Regions from separate parts of the Homo sapiens genome. Here region 1 is linked to region 2. Evidence: chromatin contacts called from ENCODE Hi-C or POLR2A ChIA-PET data. All regions are on one chromosome and are shown on one strand. Each heading gives the region's core, a stretch centred on a gene start or an enhancer-like site at or near the end of the contact. The rest is flanking DNA. Distances are from core to core; before and after follow the strand shown. Region 1 overlaps PLXDC1 (plexin domain containing 1). Region 2 holds the start of RPL19 (ribosomal protein L19).

Region 1 (6,445 bases), core at 2,693-5,192, 81 kb after region 2:
TTCCATTTGGTGGACTTGCCAAGCGGCGTGGCTCGTGTAACCCTCACTGAGCTCCTTTGTAATGTCAAGTCATCCTGGTCAGAGCTTCTACAATGGGCTGTGAATTGTGTGAATTCCTTGGGAAGGTTCACTGCCAGGCAAGGTCTCCGCATCCTTTTTAAGAGGCACATCAATATGGATTATAGTGACCATACCCTGGGATAGACTGGCCTGGTGTTGGGGGCCTAGGTTCCTGCTATCTTGCGGCTCTGCCTTCTAAAACATGTGCTTTCCATTTTGTAGCTCAAGATGGCTATTTCAGCTCCCACCATCACATCTGCATCCCAGCCAGGCAGAGAGAGGGCACCCCAGTCTTTTTTTTTTTTTTTTTTTTTTTTTTGAGACAGAGTCTCGCTCTGTCACCCAGGCTGGAGTGCAGTGGTGCGATTTGGCTGAAGTGATTCTCCTGCCTCAGCCTCCTGAGTAGCTGGGATTACAGGTGTGCCTCACCACGCCTGGCTAATTTTTAAATATTTTTAGTAGAGACGGGGTTTCAACATGTTGGCCCGGCTGGTCTCAAACTCCTGACTTCAAGTGATCCGCCTACCTCGGCCTCCCAAAGTGCTGGGATTTCAGGCGTGAGTCACTGCACCCAGTCCCCCCCCCCTTTTTTTTTTTTTTTTTGACAGAGTCTTGAACTGTCAACCAGGCTAGAATGCAGTGGCGTGATCTCAGCTCACGACAACCTCCACCTCCTGGGTTCAAGTGATTCTCCTGTGTCAACCTCCCGAGCAGCTGGGATTACAGGCGCCCACCACCACACATAGATAATTTTTGTATTTTTAGTAGAGATGGGGTTTCGCCATGTTGGCCAGGCTGGTCTCGAACTCCTGGCCTCAAGTGATCTGCCGGCCTCAGCCTCCCAAAGGGGTGAGCCTCCGGACCCGGTCACCCATTCTTATTACGGGCAATCTTTCTGCTCATCTTCCATTGGCCAGACATAGTCATGTAGCCATACCTAGCCATAAGGAGGGCTGGGAAATATGGTTTAACTGTGTGACTGTGTGCCTAGCTATAACTGGGAGCCTCTGCAACTCAAGGAAGAAGGAGAGAGTGGTTATTGGGAGGCAGTTATTAGTCTTTGCCATGGGTGGGGTTCCTCCATCAAAACTGCCCATGTGGGTGGCAGCGTGATAAGGGGCCTATGGTGGCAGTTGGGAAGTATCCCCAAAGTTGGTGAATTTCAAGCCATGGGACTCTTTTTCCCAATGGCCAGCCAAGAAGCTAGCAGTGATTGACTTTAGAGAAGAAGAATCACAGTGGTGTTGGCAGAGAAATCAAACTAGGAGGTTTATTCTGAGCCTCTATGAGCGATTGCAGCCTGGAGAAAACACAAACCCAAGAAGCCTTGAGTAAGTGATCCTGAGACAGGTGACAACTCTGCTTTATACATTTTAGGGAAGCAGAAGTTACCGGCAAAGTCATAAATTAATATATGGAGTTTATATGTTGCTTTGGCCCAAAAAAGGTGAGCTATCTTGAAGTGAGAGCTCACAGGTCATAGGTGGGTTCAGAGATTCTTTAATTTGCAATTGGTTAAAGGAGTAAGGCTTTGTTCAAAAACCTGGAGTCAGTAGAGGCCAAGTGCAGTGGCTCATGCCTGTAATCCCAGCACTTTGGGAGGCCGAGGTGAGAGGATCGCTTGAGTCCAGGAGTTTGAGACCAGACTGGGCAACATGGTGAAACCTTGACTCTACAAAAAATTTAAAAATTAGCTGGGTGTTTGGCCAGGTGCAGTGGCTCATGCCTGTAATCCCAACCCTGTCTCTACTAAAAATACAAAATTATACAAAATTAGCTGCGCGTGATGGCGCATGCCTGTAATCCCAGATACTTGGGAGGCTGAGGCAGGACAATCACTTGAACCCGGGAGGTTGCAGGGAGCCGAGATTGTGCTATTGCACTCCACCCTGGGCAACAGGAGCAAAACTCTGTCTCAAAAAAAAAAAAAAAAAAAAAATTAGCTGGGTGTGGTGGCATATGCCTGTGATCCCAGCTACTCAAGAGGCTGAGGCGGAAGGATCACTTGAGCCCTGGAGGTCGAGGACTGAGGCTGCAGTGAGCCATGATCAGGCAAGAGAGTGAGACCCTGTCTCAAAAAAAAAAAAAAAACCTAAAATAAATAAAAATAGAAAACTTGGAGTCAGTGGAAAAGAATGTTTAAGATAAAGAAGTTTGCTAATCATCATGTGATCTGCCAATCATATCATGCCATGTATCGTATGATCTGCCAGAGTCACATCATCTCATGCCTTATCTGATATGTCATGTGATATGTCAGAGCAAGACTCAATATGCTGGGTCAGGCCAGGCGCAGTGGCTCACACCTGTAATCCCAGCACTTTGGGAGCCCGAGGAGGGTGGATCACCTGAGGTCGGTCTCTACTAAAAATACAAAATTTAGCCGGGCGTGGTGGCGGGTGCCTGTAATCCCAGCTACTTGGGAGGCTGAGGCAGGAGAGTCGCTTGAACCTGGGAGGCAGAGGTTGCCGTGAGCCGAGGTGGTGCCATTGCACTCCAGCCTGTGTTACATGAGCGAAACTCCATCTCAAAAAACAAAACAAAAAAGCGCTGGGTCAGAGTGGCCTGCAGGGGTGCGTGATTTAACCCGTGCCTGTCATGGCCTTAGGTCCTCTTTATAATTTGATATCATATTGCCACAGAGTCCATTCTGTCTGTCTTCTGATCTCTATTTTAATATTAATGCTGGTAGTTGTGTCTAAACTGCAAAAGGGAGGGGTTACAATGAGGTGTGTCTGGTCTCCCATCCCATTATGGCTGGGAACTCAGCTTTTCTGGGGTCTCATTGGCCAAGAGGGGGTCCATTCAGTTGGTTGGGGGACTTAGGATTTTATTTTTAGTTTACAGTGGCTGATGTGTTGCCAGGGAAAAGTTCTCCCAGAAATTTAGTTTCTCAGTTCTCTCTTCTCATTCATATTCTTTTTAAAAATGAAGTTAAAAAAAAATTTTTTTTGAGACAGGGTCTCACTCTGTCGCCCAGGCTGGGGTGCAGTGGTGCGATCTTGGCTCACTGCAGCTTCAACTTCCCAGGCTCAAACGATTCTCCTGCCTCAGACTCTGAATAGCTCGGACTATGGGAGCACGCCATCACCCCTGGCCAGTTTTGGTATTTTTTGTAGAGATGGTGGTTTCAACATGTTGCCCAGGCTGGTCTCGAACTCGTGAGCTCAAGTGATCCACCCACCTGGGTCTCCCAAAGTACCAGCATTACAGGCCTGAGCCTCCACGCCCGATCTAATTTAATTTTTTAATTGACAAATAATTGTACATATTCATGGGGTACATAGTAATGTTTCAATACATATAATGTATAGTGATCAGATCAGGGTAATTTGCACATTCATAATCTCAAACACGTACCCTTGCTTTGTGGTGGGCTCATTCACACTCTTGCTGTCTGTACCAGTGAAGGACTGCCTGGGCTCACCCTGGAGGTTTTTCCTCTGATCACCTCATAAGCAAGGCTATTCTATTTAAGGTCCTTTTGGTTCTGAGGAGCTATTTGAGCTGTCCCACAGAGAAGGATTATCGTGAGGGTGCAGAAGACGATCATGGGAGACCCAAGGGCTGGACATGAAGGACAGCCAGACCTCAAGGAAGCTGGAAAGCTGTTGGGAACCAGGTCCCCTCCCCCAGTTCTTGCCTCCTTTTCATTAATTCATCATATGTTTATTGAAGCCAAATGTATATAAGGTCTGCCTTTCCTTTCTGTGGATCAGAAGTCTTCTGCAGACAGCTCAGGATGGTTTCGGTTCCTTTTTTTCTTTTTTTCTCACAGACTCTGTTCATCTTGAATGGTTTCAGTTCCTAAGTCTCCAAGATCTTTCAACTCAGCTCTCTTGCTGCCAGCTTCTCAGTTTCCCAATTTCACCCTCCCGGGTGGTGATCTGATTGGCTCAGGCTGCACAAGCTGTAGATTGTAGGCTTCCAATAGATGAGCTGCTTTTGAATCATGTGATTACCTATGTCCAATCAGTCTGAGGAAGCACAGGGTCATGTAGGAGACTGTGATGGGTGTAGTCAACTCAGCAGGGCCTACGGGTCTGGGGGCAAACGTCATTGGGATGGGGATGGAGCATCCTAAAACATGTCTGGTACAAGGATATTATTTAAAATATAATGTCACACCTGAAATTTTAGTTAGCAGGGCTCCATACAACATTGATGTTTCAGGAGCATCAGAAATTGTAGACTAGGCGGACATGGTGGCTCATGCTTGTAATCCCAGCACTTTGGGAGACCAAGGTGGGTGGATCACCTGAGGTCAGGAGTTCAAGAACAGCCTGGCCAACATGGTAAAACCCCTGTCTCTATTAAAAATACAAAATTAGCTGGGTGTGGTGGTATGCACCTGTAATCCCAGAGACTCTGGAGGGTGAGGCAGGAGAATCGCTTGATCCCAGGAAGCAGAGGTTGCAGTAGCCCAGATCTCACCATTGCACTCCAGCCTGGGCGACAAGAACGAAACTCCATCTCAAAAAAGAAGAAAAGAAAAGAGAGAGAGACAGACAGACAGAGAGAGAAAGAAAGAAAGAGAAAGGAAGGAAGAGATTGAGAGGAAGGAAGGAAGAGATTGAGAGAGAGAGAGGAAGGAAGGAAGGAAGGAAGGAAGGGAGGGAGGGAGGGAGGGAGGGAAGGAATTCTAGACTAAAAGGACTGGCTCTAGAACGCCGCGGGTAGGTGGCAATAGCTTTCATTGCATCACTGATGCTCAGCCCTGAGGAACCTGGGTAAACTCTGGCCTCATAAAGAACTGGATGGAGACAATCAATACAGGCAATGGAGCAGCCCTGCCCCAGCTGAAGTCTCTTCTTTTTCATTCCACAAGGCCTGAGTGGTTGGCAGAACTGTTGCACCTCCCTGGGCATGTGGACAGATTGGAGGATGCTGGCCAATCAAACCCTTTACTCAGCTCTGCTTCCAGAAAGTAAAAGGCATGTCTCTTGGTTTTGTTTTGTGACAATGTCTTGCTCTGTTGCCCAGGCTGGAATGCAGTGGCATGATCATGGCTTACTGCAGCTTTGATCCCTTGGGATCAGGCAATCCTCCTGCCCCAGCCTCACAAGTAGCTGGGACTACAGGTGCATGCCACCATGCCCAGCTAATTTTTGCATTTTTTTTTTTGTAGACTTGGGGGGAGGGTCTCACTATGTTGCCCAAGCTGGTCTTGAACTCCTGGATTCAAGCGATGTTTCTGCCTCAGCCTCCCAAAGTGCTTCTTGTCTTTTGAGAGTACTGGTTCATTGGTTGGATTCAGATGGCAAGTGGACATTGCGGTTGACTTTTCAACATATATTTTACCTTACAGCCTTGTACAATAGGAATGGGATCTTGGGTTCCATGATAATCCTACCCCCCAGCTGGTGTTTGGTTTAGGTGGAAGCTGTTTAGCATCTAGGGCTTCCTAGTCCAGAGGTGGCAGGGGACCCAGGTTGACCCTGCCATCTTGAAGCACACGTGTTCATTCAGTGGTCGGGGAGAGGTGTGCTGTGCCTGTCTTGCTTCCATGAGCCAGGGCTAGTTGCCACTGTCTGCCATCCCGTCACTACAAGATGCCTAGCCTTACAATGAAGCCCACACTGAAAGTGGCAGAGAAGAAAGACTGAAAGAGCTTGGTCTTGGTCATTGAGCCACATTCCCCGTCAACCCTGATGTCAGGCCTTTGCTCACCCAGCTTCCATTCCCCATTCCTAGCGGAGCCATGATCCCCAGTTCCTGGGGGAAGTAGACTGGTTTAACCAATCTGGCACGCCCTGGCCCTTGTAATAATCGGGGGCCACATCAGACTGAAGGGAAGATCTTGTGTTCCACTCTTGGTGCGAGGTTTCTCCTTTTGAACCCGACAAGGAAGCATGCTGCCTCAGTGGCTATAGGCAGCCCTCTTTGGACCAGGAGGCAGTCACACTTAGGACAATGTCCTGATGACACGAGGATCATCCATGTTCCATGCCTGCTGCCAGGCTCTCAGACGCTTGGTCTAACACATGTCCTCCGTGTTGAAGCTGGGTTTCTCTTCCTTGCCCCCGAAGGTATCTGCCTTGTTGGCTTTACTTCCTCAGAGAAGAAATTGAGGAATCCAGAGACACCTTCCTGTGTCCAGGATGTCCCAGGTTTGGGAATGCTGTCTGTGGGCTTGGATTCCCAGAGGAGGCAGCTGGTTCCTCCACAAGTGGCTTTTGTGTCACCTGCCACTGGAGATGGGGGAGGATGCTGTCCTTGTCAGAGCCACACTGCACATTCTCAGCACAGTCTTGACACCATTGGCTGCAGAATCCTTGTGATTCAGCTCATTTGGCAAGCAGATGCTGAACACCCACCAGATGCCAGGTGCCAACCCCTGCGCTAGGGAGGTGCTGGGGGCGGAGATGAATGTGCCACCATCCCT
Region 2 (6,160 bases), core at 2,101-4,600:
AGACGGTGAGGCAGGTGAAGTGCTTGAACCTCGAAAGCAGATTGCAGTGAACCAAGATCGTGCCACTGCATTCCATCCTGGGTGACAGAGCGAGACTCTGTCTCCAAAAAAAAAAAGCTCCCTACCCAAGGCCAGTAAGACAGATCTCTGTGGGCCACGCGTGGTGGCTCATGCCTATAACCCCAGCACTTTGGGAGGCCAAGGCGGGCGGATCACAAGGCCAGGAGATCGAGACCATCCTGGCTAACACAGTGAAACCCCGTCTCTACTAAAAATGCAAAAAATTAGCCAGGTATGGTGGCACATGCCTGTAGTCCCAGCTACTCAAGAGGCTGAGGCAGGAGAATAACTTGAACCTGGGAGGTAGAGGTTGTAGTGAGCTGAGATCGCGCCACTGCACTCCAGCCTGGGTGACAGAGCAAGACTCCATCTCAAAAAAAAAAAAAAAAAAAAAAAAATCTCTGGGAAATGAACTAGCCATCAAAGCAGCAAATGGGTACTGGGCCCAAGAGGGTGTGCTTACATGTGGCGATCGATCTTCTTAGATTCACGGTATCTTCTGAGCAGCCGGCGCAAAATCCTCATTCTCCTCATCCATGTGACCTTCTCTGGCATTCGGGCATTGGCTGTACCCTTCCGCTTACCTGTGGAGAAGATGAGTTAGGAACGGGCCACTACCCAGGCCCACTGTGTATAAGTACACCAAGTGAATATAGTTTCAAGTCAGGGTCCTTAACTCATTTAATCCTCACAACCTCATTTTAAGTAGCATTACTTCCATTTTCCAGATGATGATCCCAACTACGTAAGTTCTTTCGTTTACTCAATTTTAAAGGAAGCACAAATACAGCAATAATTCCCCATTCACTTCATGCAGAATGTGGGTGTAACAGGCAGTGCACCAAGGCAACACAGCACGTTGTAAGGAGCTTCCTTCGATCATTCTGAAACTAGAAAGTACAGAATCCTTGGCATAGTGTAGGTAGGGACTTAGTAAATGTGACCTCCTACCAGGGATACTCTCAATTCCAATACCAGCACCAACTTTCTGATTTGCACACAGGCAGAAAACACATCAAATATCAAGGAGTAAGAAACAGGCTCAAGATGAGACAGAGTGCTTAGATCCTGAATATATTTCAGCATAGATGCCAGCACCTATCATTTCTTAAGGAGAAGATGACCACACTTACCTATGCCCATGTGCCTGCCCTTCCGGCGGGCCAAGGTGTTTTTCCGGCATCGAGCCCGGGAATGGACCGTCACAGGCTTGCGGATGATCAGCCCATCTTTGATGAGCTTCCGGATCTGCTGACCTGGGAAAGCATAATGCACCTGGTCAGTCAACTGGGGCCCAAGCACATCACAGAGTCCAAATAGGCCAGGCCAGAGACACTGCTCACATTCTTGGCCCCACGGTCTCAAAAAGGATGGAAACACTGGAACTTATTTCTTGCCTTCAAAAACCCAAAAAACCTCTATCTTTTCTTTTTCCTTCACAAACAGAGGTTGTGAGAAATACCCTTTGTCTTTGAGACAGTCTCCCTATGTTGCCCAGGCCGGTCTTGAATTTCTGGGCTCATGATCCTCCTGCCTCAGCTTACCAAGTAGCTGGGATTAAAGATGCCTGCCACCATGCCTGGCCATTTCTACATTTTAAATATATGAAAGCACACTCAAAAGAACAAGCCTGATACAATGACTCCTCCATTTTATAGACACTCTGAATGAACTTTCCTAGGTTTGTAACAAGTCAACCCAGGCTAGGTGTGGTGGCTCACGTCGATAATCCCAGCACTCTGGGAGGCTGAGGTGGATGGATGACCTGAGGTCAGGAGTTTGAGACCAGCCTGACCAACATGATGAAACCCCATCTCTACTAAAGATACAAAAATTAGCTGGGTGTGGTGGCACGTGCCTTAGTCCCAGCTACTTGGGAGGCTGAGGAAGGAGAATCGCTTGAACCTGGGAGGCAGAGGTTGCGGTGAGCTGAGATCCTACCACTGCACTCCAGTCTGGGTGACAAAGTGAGACTCTGTCCCAAAAAAAATAAAATAAAATATAAAGAGTAAATTAGCTGGGTGTGGTGGTGCACACCTCTAATCCCAGCTACTCAGGAGGCTGAGGTGGGAGAATCACTTGAGCCTGGGAGCAGGGGTTGCAATGATCAGATGGCACCACTACACTCCAGCCTGGACAACAGAGCAAGACTGTCTAAAAAAAAAAAAAAAAGTCAACACAATTGTGTTATCATTAATCTGACGCAGGAGAAAAGAAGGAAGTAGGGTGAAGAGACAGATCCCAGGTACTCACGGGAGTTGGCATTGGCGATTTCATTGGTCTCATTGGGGTCTAACCAGACCTTCTTCTTGCCACAGCGGAGGACACTAGAGGCGAGCCTCTTCTGAAGCCTGAGCATACTAGACACACAGAAAACATGATTAGACTCTGAAAGCCAATCCTGGGCAAGAATGAACGTCCCCATCAAGACCTGCCCTTTGTGACCCACACCACAGCCGCGAAATAAGACTCTTCCCTAAATCATCTTTAAGGCTCTGGGCTATGCAGCTGGCCCCCTTGGGTTTAAGACTTCAAAACCCACGCTATGCCTTCACCTCTCGGAGCCTCATGTTCGCATTTCTCCTCTGGAAAGTCAAGCCAAGGACTTATTGGATTGAATAGGGGGGTTATGCCATTTCTGGTACTCAGCGTTTAAAGAATATTCGAGGTGAGTAGACCTGATTTCTAGTCTAGGAATGCAGGCAAGTTACTCTGTTTTCTGGGCTTATTTCCCTGTTTTATCACAGTAACAAGCCTCGTTCGGCTATTCGCAGAGATTTCCTTTATGAGAGGCCAAAGGAGTGAATGGAGTCAAGAGTTAGAGATCACCTCTCTCGGCAGTCGGAGGCCTGGGGCCTACACTAGGCTTGCCCTACATCACGTGAAAGCAGAGATCGGCTCCGCTCCGGGTGTGCCAAGCAAGAAAGGGCCCACGGCTTGGTCTTGTTCGCTCCGTTTGCTCTGCTCGCGTGGGTCGACCGGACACGTGTGCGGTGCGGCACCAGCCGGGGCAGACTTTTCCTGGTCTCAGTTGCTGCGACGCTCCCCGCCCCCCCTCACTCCGGAGGCCCGGGACGAAAGTGCTCCGGCCTACCCCAAACCCCGGGACCGGCCGCTTTAGGGCGGCCTCCATTTCATCTCCCCCAACCCCAGCTGCGGTCCCAAGACCGACAGTCCCTTGTCGACACGCGTCAGCGCCTGATGGAGACCAGCTCGCCCTCACCTCATGGCTGCGGCCGCAGCAGCGAAAGGAAAGAGCTCGCTCGGGCCCGGCTCCTCCCATTATCTGCGAAGGGGAGAGCCCAAACCCTGCTCCAATTTCGTCCGTATTCCTGTCCGGTTCTTTCATCTTCTGCCACACTAAACTCACTCATAGCCTCCATATAGGCCTGAAATGATAAAAGTCAAATATCAGAAATCGGTTTTAAACTTAAAAACATAAAAAAGTACCCCTTCCGTAGGGAAAGTGGTATAGTCCGACTTCCTACTAGACATGCGCAGCAAGGGTTCCCAATCACGTGGTTATCTGTAACCGGAAGTCAGCTGGATTGCGCAGGCGGAGTGAGAGAGGTTTTGCTAGAGTGGCCTGGTGTTTGCGGGCGTTCGGGGGGTTGTGGGTGGATGTTTTATTAGCTGAGAAAAAATCAGTTAAAGAAGCGAGAGAGAATGACAACAGATATCAGACAAAGGCGAACTCTTATTCACTCTTGTAGTAGATTGAAAACCCCTGGAGTGCAGAATCGATCACTAAAAGATGTTAGTGTTTTTACGCCACTGCGGGTCTTGCAAGCTCTTGGAGGGCGGGAACTAGTCTCAGTCTCATTTGGCTCACAACTGTACTGCGGCAGGCATGGATCCGCGATCGAACACACCTCAGAAATACCGCACTGGCTGAATGGATGAATGATTGCAGAAAGTAAAATTAAAAAAAAAAAAAATTGGGTTGGGCTCGATGGCTCATGCCTGTAATCCCAGCACTTTGGGAGGCCAAGGCAGGCGGATCACTTGAGGTCAGGAGTTCGAGACCAGCCTGGCCAACATGGTGAAACCCTGTCTCCACTAAAAATACAAAAATTAGCCGGGCGTAGCGGCGCGTGCTTGTAATTCCAGCTACTGGGGAGGCTGAGGCAGGAGAATCGCTTGAACCCAGGAGGCGGAGGTTGCAGTGAGCCGAGATTGCGCCACTGCACTCCAGCCTGGGCAACAGAGTGAGACTCCGTCTCAAAAAAAAAAAAAAAGCAGTCCTTTTCTTCTGATCTGGAACACCCAATGTAAAAATCCAAGAAGAACATTCTGGGGTTTAAGAAGTCTACATCTGAATTGAGGCTCCAACTCATGATTGGTTCCTGCTGATCACCCTATCCGTTTCATCTCAACTTTCCTGGCTGAGAAAGTAGAAGAGAGAGAAAGGGAAGCAACATTTATGCTACTTCCTCACAACAACACGATTAGCGTTGCCCTCATTTTACAGCTAAGGTAACAGATTCAGAACACAGATATTTCTGATTGCAAAGCCCATACTTTTGCGGTTATGCCAGCCTTTCTTGTCTCCAAGGGGCAGGTGGAAACCCTGCTCAGGGTTGGAACTCTCCTGGAACGTTTCTAATGGGCTTCATCTTCACTCACTGCTCCGCCTTCCCCAAGGTGTTGTGATCAGAGGAATGACAGACTGACCATTCACTTGCTATTAGAGTTGGGTGAGGAGGAGGAGTCCCATAGTCTCCTGTCCTGCGGAACACAGCAAGGTGGTGGCCTTATTGTAAGGTCACTTGACCTGGAGAGGGTCTTCTCCATCTCTCCTTTCTGTGGAGCAGGAGAAGGGGTGGAGTAGGAAGGGAATGGGTCCTCCTGTCATGAGTGACCCCTTCATTGAAACTTACAGCTTCTCCAAACACCCCAGCAATTCATTTAATTCTCCCTCATCCTCCCAATAATACCAGGTGACACAGACTCCACAGTACCAGCAACCCCATTTTATAGGAGAGGAGGAAACTGATGCTCAGAGAGGTGATTTGTCCGGGGCTATACAACCAGAAACAGCCTGAGCCAAATTGGCGCCAGAGTCTATTGCCCAGAATCTCCTATTCCTCTTCTCTCCACCAGTCATGGTGGGTGGCATCCAGATCTTGGATGTTTCTCCCTAAATCAGGGGTAAAGGTGGCGCAATTCTAGGTCAAAGGTCATGAGATCTGATTTTACCAGCTTCTCCTCTCTCAGCTCCATATTTCTTCCTCTTTTCTCATCCAAGAGCAGGGACCTCACCCAGCCCCATTCCTGGCCTTTTGGAAGAACAGGGGTTGGGGGGGCGGTGTATCCTAGTGACTGATTAGGGCAGAACTCCTGGACCCCTGGGATTTATTTTGCTGTCTCTATTGGACACCCTCCCCATCTCAGCCTCAGCCTCCCACCGGCAGCCCCAGAGCCATGTTGGAGGGAGAGGCTTTTCTGTTTGGTTTGAGGCAGCCTGGGCCCCACACTGGGGAGAAAGGAGTTAAAGCCAGGTCCCAGGATCACCGGGACCGGGAAGTTCCGGTGGTCCAAACAGGAGTGGGTTGGGGGGACCCGCAGGAAGAGAGGTTTGGGACAAAAGGGGGGTGGTGCCAGCCATGCCAATCCCCATCAGCGCTCGGCATCCACTGGTAGACCGCCCCCCCACCCCTCCCCCAAGTTCCACGCCTAGTTTCTGCCTTCCCGCCCCAGCGGGCCGCCTGCACCCCACGGCCAGTCAGAGGCCCACCTGCGGCCACCTAGAGCCGAGAGGGGCTTGCCTCCCTGCTGCCGCACGCCCATTGTGTGCGCCGAGCCGGCGGAGGGGCTGCGAGGGGCGGGGCCGGGCGGGCGGAGGGAGGGAGCGAGGGAGGGGCGCGGGGAGATGCTGAGCCTACGGGGGAGGCGGCGGCGGCAGTGGAGAGAGCGGGAGGAGCGAGGGAAGGCAGGAAGGAGGCAGCCGAAGGCCGAGCTGGGTGGCTGGACCGGGTGCTGGCTGCGCCGCGCTGCTTTCGGCTCCCACGGCCTCTCCCATGCGCTGAGGGAGCCCGGCTGGGCCGGGCCGGCGGCGGGAGGGGAGGCTCCTCTCCATGGTCCAGAAGACCAGCATGTC

The links. Hi-C counts contacts between places; a loop is a spot of excess contacts on that map. ChIA-PET counts read pairs that join two places held with the same protein, here RNA polymerase II (POLR2A). Pooled maps may share reads with other maps.
Region 1: a pooled map shows a loop between it and region 2 (3-fold over the local background). The contact joins the enhancer-like site here to the promoter of RPL19 in region 2. A Hi-C loop is called at or near these places in 2 of 50 pooled maps. POLR2A ChIA-PET finds 5 or more read pairs at or near these places in 2 of 52 experiments (GM12878 and activated T-cell).

What each region holds. Positions count from the first base shown.
Region 1 is chr17:39,116,313-39,122,757 of GRCh38, reverse strand. The region is part of intron 2 of PLXDC1 (plexin domain containing 1); the gene reads left to right. Among named protein-coding and RNA genes, the nearest start is that of PLXDC1, 32 kb to the left of the region's middle. RefSeq lists an enhancer at 3,523-3,572. Within about 2 kb of position 3,942, at least 2 of the 41 ENCODE cell types and tissues checked have a DNase peak (open chromatin) inside an H3K27ac peak, as active enhancers do.
Region 2 is chr17:39,197,473-39,203,632 of GRCh38, reverse strand. RPL19 (ribosomal protein L19) reads right to left here and starts at 3,350. Exons shown (of 6, transcript NM_000981.4): 1 at 3,284-3,350; 2 at 2,314-2,420; 3 at 1,194-1,316; 4 at 524-644. The coding sequence starts at 3,288. It overlaps LOC124903996 (a long non-coding RNA gene), which reads left to right and starts at 2,419. Exons shown (of 2, transcript XR_007065745.1): 1 at 2,419-2,728; 2 at 2,835-3,478. It overlaps CACNB1 (calcium voltage-gated channel auxiliary subunit beta 1), which reads left to right and starts at 5,964. Exons shown (of 14, transcript NM_000723.5): 1 at 5,964-6,160. The coding sequence starts at 6,138. RefSeq lists silencers at 5,667-5,796, 5,807-6,160.